Regions from separate parts of the Mus musculus genome. Here region 1 is linked to region 2. A link is a loop called in an ENCODE intact Hi-C map of the cell type or tissue named here. Cell type or tissue: heart. All regions are shown on one strand. Each heading gives the region's core, and the rest is flanking DNA. Links, peaks and the distances in the headings are about the cores only.

What was found. A loop is a pair of places that touch in the nucleus more often than their neighbours do. Peaks named below come from ENCODE experiments on the same cell type or tissue, not always from the same donor. Only the 100,000 strongest peaks of a DNase experiment are listed, where the experiment ranks them.
Region 1: a loop joins it to region 2, with 2.0 times the contacts of the local background. A loop is called at or near these places in 5 of 42 quality-filtered maps.

What each region holds. Positions count from the first base shown.
Region 1 is chr13:94,439,906-94,442,814 of GRCm38, reverse strand. Ap3b1 (adaptor-related protein complex 3, beta 1 subunit) reads right to left here. Exons shown (of 27, transcript NM_009680.3): 8 at 2,402-2,560. Among named protein-coding and RNA genes, the nearest start is that of Ap3b1, 82 kb to the right of the region's middle. In heart, for the core only: no CTCF peak of the experiment used is centred there; a DNase peak (open chromatin) is centred at 1,404.
Region 2 is chr13:94,380,721-94,383,629 of GRCm38, reverse strand. All of the region lies in intron 1 of Ap3b1 (adaptor-related protein complex 3, beta 1 subunit), which reads right to left. Among named protein-coding and RNA genes, the nearest start is that of Ap3b1, 23 kb to the right of the region's middle. In heart, for the core only: a CTCF peak has its summit at 1,737 (motif pointing left); no DNase peak of the experiment used is centred there.

The DNA of each region.
Region 1 (2,909 bases), core at 294-2,793, 59 kb before region 2:
TTAGGGATCCTAAATGTACTGTTCTTTGTAATACATAAAAATAGTAATAATGAAGTTGGCTTTACGGCCTTCAAACAGAACCTGAAAATTCTCATCTGTTCCATAAACAAGACATCCAAACCCATATGCAAGAATAGAAACTGTATTTTCTATGTGTATCAAGTCACGGCTTTTACTTGGTATGGCATCTTTTGAATATATTAGTCACAGCACTCTCAAATCCAAAAGAATAAAACAACCTTCCTTTTGCCCCATTATCTATAAATAAATAAATAAATAACATAATTTAAGATTTCTTCAACAGCACATCTGAAATCTGAGAGCCAATATGTAAAAAGCCACGAGAGAAACTCTGACAACTCCAAAGTCCAGACTCAATGCCCAGACTTCTCCAGTAGCCCACGCTCACAATGACCGCATCCTATACCACACACTCTTTTGAACCATGCATGTCCTAGACTGCTAGTGGCTGCAGCCTCAGAGCCGTCTGCTCCTGCTTCTGCCTCCAATGCAGTCACAACACTGGTCCATCAGCTTTCTGAAACAAATTCCCATAATCACCTTTGAAATGTAAGAACAAGTTTTTGCTTGCTTGCTTGTTTTAAGATAGGATCTCAGTCTCAATGGGCCTGAAACTCTAGTCCAGCACAGATCCGCCTGCCTCTACATCCTAAGTACTGGAATTAAAGGTATGAGCCACTACACCTGGCAAATACAGAATTAATTAAAAAGGGTCTGTTTGTTTTAATCTTTCATAATCCTCCAAAAGTCAGGTCTCATTTAAATGTATACAAAGCAAAGGAATGCAATGTGCTCAAAACCATGGCAGCCTGATGATGCACTAGCAAGTAAGGAGGGACCCCAAAGATGCACAGAAATAACAAAGTACCCCAGGATTCAACCCTGCCACTGTCAGCAAGGATCTGAATCTCAAAACCAACTTCCAAGATGAACTGAAGCTGATGGTGAGTAAACTGACAGCGAGCAACAGCTACCTCGCAGACTGGGGCATACAAACATCAGCCATGGTCAACAGTATCAGTGAATCCATGTCTTACTATGACAGGGCTTTTGAAAAGTGATTTAGAAATGACACTACTAATAGTAAGATTTTATAACCCTGCTAATTGCTAAGATATATAAACTTCTAATGGCCAAACTCTCAAAACAGTATAGAAAAGAAGTAGCCAGTGAAGTTCTTTCCTCGTATTTGAAGTTTTACTAAGTAAAGAGAACAATTCACTATTTTCTTAATTAAAACAAATTTGGGGAAATTCTTAATTTCAATCTTCAAGCTCTTAACTATAACTGCCAGCAATAAACACAAGTTACAAAAGAGTTCAATGACACTCAGAGGCAGTGTCAGGGGCTGGAGCCAGCTCAGTGGCTACGAGCACATACTGTTCTTTCAAAGGACAGTGGCTCACAGTCATCTAGAACTCCAGTTTCCGGGCATGTGACACCCTCCTCTAGCCTCTGCGGGTGTACAGATATGCACCATAAACACACACAGAACATCTATACACATAAAATTAAACGACTAAATCTTAAAGCAAAAGCAAAAAAAGAAAAAGCAAGCCCAGAAGGGCACTCTGCAAATGAGAGAGAAAGAGTAGAAATAAGAGAGAAAGTAGAAACAGAAGTCCTTAAACTCTGCGAACCACGAGTCATCCTGGCTCGTGTCACAGATACTCACTGGCCCCTGTGCGTAAAGGCACAAGGCGTCGGGCTGAGTTCTAAGGAGGAGACTGAGAGGTCGGCCTGCATTACTTGGTTTTCCTGGCCTCTGTTTCTTAGTACGTGTTTGTCTAAACTTTACGGTTGTTTACAGCTGAAGATATCAAACAAATAAGCAAAGCCTGAGAAACCCAAACCAAGCTGATTCTTACTGCCTAACAATACTGCCCCGAGGCCTCCGACATGGAAGGCGTGCAGCCCGTCCCTGAGCCACATTCCCAGGCACTTTTATTTCTGTTACGCTTTAGGTTACCAGGTAGATTTAACACTGTGGAAAGCCATCATATCTGCTATTCTCAGCTATGACAGCAAGCCTGAGAGACACACCTGCATCCTCACATAAGGCCTAATATACACCACTCAATTCAGAAACAAAGTGAGCTCCTGTCTCTGAATGAACCTCTTAACACAGCCAGAGAAAGCAAACGAGTATCAAGCCAGGCATTCCCATCAAAGCCTGATGGTTGCATGGCTAGAAACAAAGAAGGCTAAAAAGTATTCAGTATGTAGTCTGGGGTCTCCAAGCTTTACCTCACACCCCACATCCTTCTAGGTGGCCACAAACGTGCCTGCTGTGTGAGCCCTCCACTGACACGCTCAGCGCTGACACAAGCTTTGGCCTGTTTTTCAATCTGTGAAACAGTTCCTTCAGGCCTCCACGTACCGCTGCATTCCTGCTCTGAAGCAACGGCTTGGTGTTTCTAATTAAGAGTCTGTGGTCTGGGTCCATGGCATACGACTTCTTCCTGCTGCTCTTCTCCTTCTCCTCCTCCTCCTCCTCAGATTCATAGAAGTTCTTCTCATTGTCTTCCAGACCACCATCCTGAAAGAGAACAATCCAATGCCAGGTAAGACGGATGGCACAGCCAAGACGTGACTCAGCCAAAGGGACTTTTCCTTTAAAAAGGTCTACAGTGAGGGGCTGCAAAGACACCTCGATCCAGAACATAAAGGCCTGGGTTCCGGCCCCAGTGCCCACGTAGGACACAGGGTATGGTGCCACACACTTGTAAACCCACCGCTAGAGAGACACAGACAATCATCCTCCGGGCTTACTGGCCAGCCCTGGAAGACATCTCAAAAAAGAAAACAACCAGTAGCCGTCCCCTAAGGGATGACACTGAAGGCTGCCTTCTTCGCGCACATACAAATACACACACGCACCCACATAC
Region 2 (2,909 bases), core at 316-2,815:
ACATGGTAGCTCACAACCATCTGTAACAAGATCTGACGCCCTCTTCTAGTGTGTCTGAAGACAGCTACAGTGTACTTACATATAATAATAAATAAATCTTTTTTAAAAATCCAACTAAAATATAACCAGTATTTTATGTTAACTAGATAGTAGAAATAACTATGTATAAAAACTGCGAGGCTGAGGAGATGGTTTGGGCATTCGATGAGGGTGAAGGCATGACACATGCAGCCCTGATAGCCAGGGTCAATCCCCAGAGCCCACATAAGAAGCTGGCAGGGATGGCGTGCATCTACAATCCTAGCACTCCATGGTGAGACAGAGGCAGAGAGGGGGATCTTGCAGAAGCTTGTGGTCAGGCACCCTGGAGCACACACTCAGCACAGCACTCACGAGAAGGTGAGAATTGACTCCAGAAGGCCGACTTCTGACCCCCATATGCACACTACAGATCACGCGTGCCCCACCCCAAACAAATAAGTAAACAAATGTTTGGGGCTGGCGAGATGCCTCTTTGGTTACGATCACTCACTGTTCTTCCAATGGGACAGGGATTCTATTCCCACCACCCACAGCCATCTGTAACTCCAGGTCCTAAGGATCTGACCTCTGAGGGCACCAGGCTCACGCATGGTACAAACACACACTCAGGAGAAACATTCATGCACACAAAATGAAATAGATATTTTAAAAGAAAAACTGTCTCTGAAGATTTACTATAAATCTCACTGTAGTAAACTTAGAATCCCCTTTTCTAACATCTCAGGCTCTTCAAAACTCAGAGACAAATAGAAGGCTGTGGTGATGTGGGTGGGGAACAGGGCATCTCAAGCCACTCCTCCTCCTACTTTGTCCTGTTCCTTCGTTTTACATAATGATACTAAGTGGAAATACTAAAACCTAAAAGAAACATTTTAAATTGTATTCCTGTTGAGGAAACACACACACAAAACAGAAATAGATAGGAACTAAGAAGAAATGATTAGACACCCAAATGCCAGAAAAGGGGAAGCCTTTCTCCTTGGTTTCACTTTCCTTTTCCCTAAGAATGTTCCAGAACTTTCCTCGCCAGTGTTACCTGGAGAGAGAAATGGACAATGAGGAAGAAGAAATATCAATTTTAGGACCTGTCTACCACTCACCCAGACATCACCTTGCTCGGTCCTAACGGAAGCCTGGCTAGTCCCTGCTACATTCGTGCAAACAAGGACCTCTTTTCAGCCACCCTATGTCCTGTCCTGTTCTCTAAAACTAAAACCGAGAAATCAGGATGCCTTTGGTGCTGCCCCAGGGAAGAGCTACTAACTCTCAGGTCCAAGGGAACAGAAATAAGCTCTACTTCAGCCAGAGGCAGTGCCCAACTTCCCCAAGCCCCAATCTGTCACTATGACTTCCCAGATAGTGCCTTCCCCAATGCCCCTTTGCTTGTCACCAAAACAGGAAGGATTAAAAGAGCTGACACCTTCTTGTCAGTCTCGGATGCACTGTCTCTTCCTGCTCCTAAGTCAATGCCTTCAGAGTGTGTACTCAAAACTGACCAGGACCATGTGTTACTACATGACACTTAGAAATTAAGAAATGTTTATAAATTCAAGGTACTTGTTTGAAATAACGTTGAATTAGCAGTATTTGAAACACCATGTGTTATCTGCTTCAAACGCAGGCTTCCTTTTCTTTCCCTGCTTCTTCACTTACCCTCAATCTGAGGGAACTGACTTTATTTTTACATAAGTGACATCTTGTGGTGTTAAATGGTATAACTGTTCTATCCCATTCAAAATAAGCCTAAAAGTTTCAAGGAACAAGAAATGCATTGCTGAAAAGCTAAAGCAAACCTCATTTGGACTGGGAAAGGCGCTTGTACTCTACCAGAATAAACCAGAATACTGCCCAAAGCAACATGGGACGAGTCACGCAGGACAACCTGGGAGGGAGGTAGAGTATCGGTGGACTTTCTTTTTCATAAATCTGAAACCCAGAACTTATTACAACACTACTCCTGACCCCTCCTTCTCTTCCTCCACTCATTGTAAAGCAGTATAAACAAAGAGGAAACTGAAATCCAGCAGGCACCATGCTCATCAGTGCCACTCAAAGTACTACCTAGACACATGGAGGCACTCAAAGTCACATACTTGGAAAGTTGGAAGAGTAATTTGACAGTATAATTTTATGTTTATTGAATCCAATAAAAATGGGGTGGTATTGTACATACTTTTTCCACTGTATTTTTCTAGTAATTTATTTTTATTGAATTTTATAGAAGTGTTCATCCATGACAGACTGGAATTTTTCAAAGAAAGAAAAGCTCTTTAGCAGTTTGAGAGCAGAGCTCACACAATTAACTTGTCAGCCTTACTGTGGTGTGACTTATTATAACATTCTCCAATTCTAAGAGTATACTTTGTTCAGTTTTCAAACATGGGTAAAATCCTGCAATCACTAGCTACATCAACCACAGGACACTCCCTCCAACCTTGCCCACAACCTTTACAGCCAGATTCTCACTCCCCAACATCGTGATGGGTTGCTACCACTCTGACCCTGTATTTTCTAAAACTTCATACAAGCAGAGGTCATTCTAGCAGCTATAAAGCAGCTATAAAGCAGCTATAGAGCAGCTGGCAATATGTGTGTGCCCTCTGCACACAGACTAAGTGGTCCTTCCATGGCAGATTCAGTATATCTACAACAACTTCGTAATACTCATCCGGGTCTTAGCTGTCATCAGTCTGTGAAACACTGTCACCACACAGGCCAGGGTGGCCTGGAACTGGAGATCTTCATGCCTCTGCCTCTCTAAAGCTGGGATTACAGGGTAAAGACATTGATGTAGCTACCTCTGTGAACACCTCCTTTACGGTGTGTGTCTGCGCATGCACGGGTGAGGTCAAAGGACACCTTTCAGA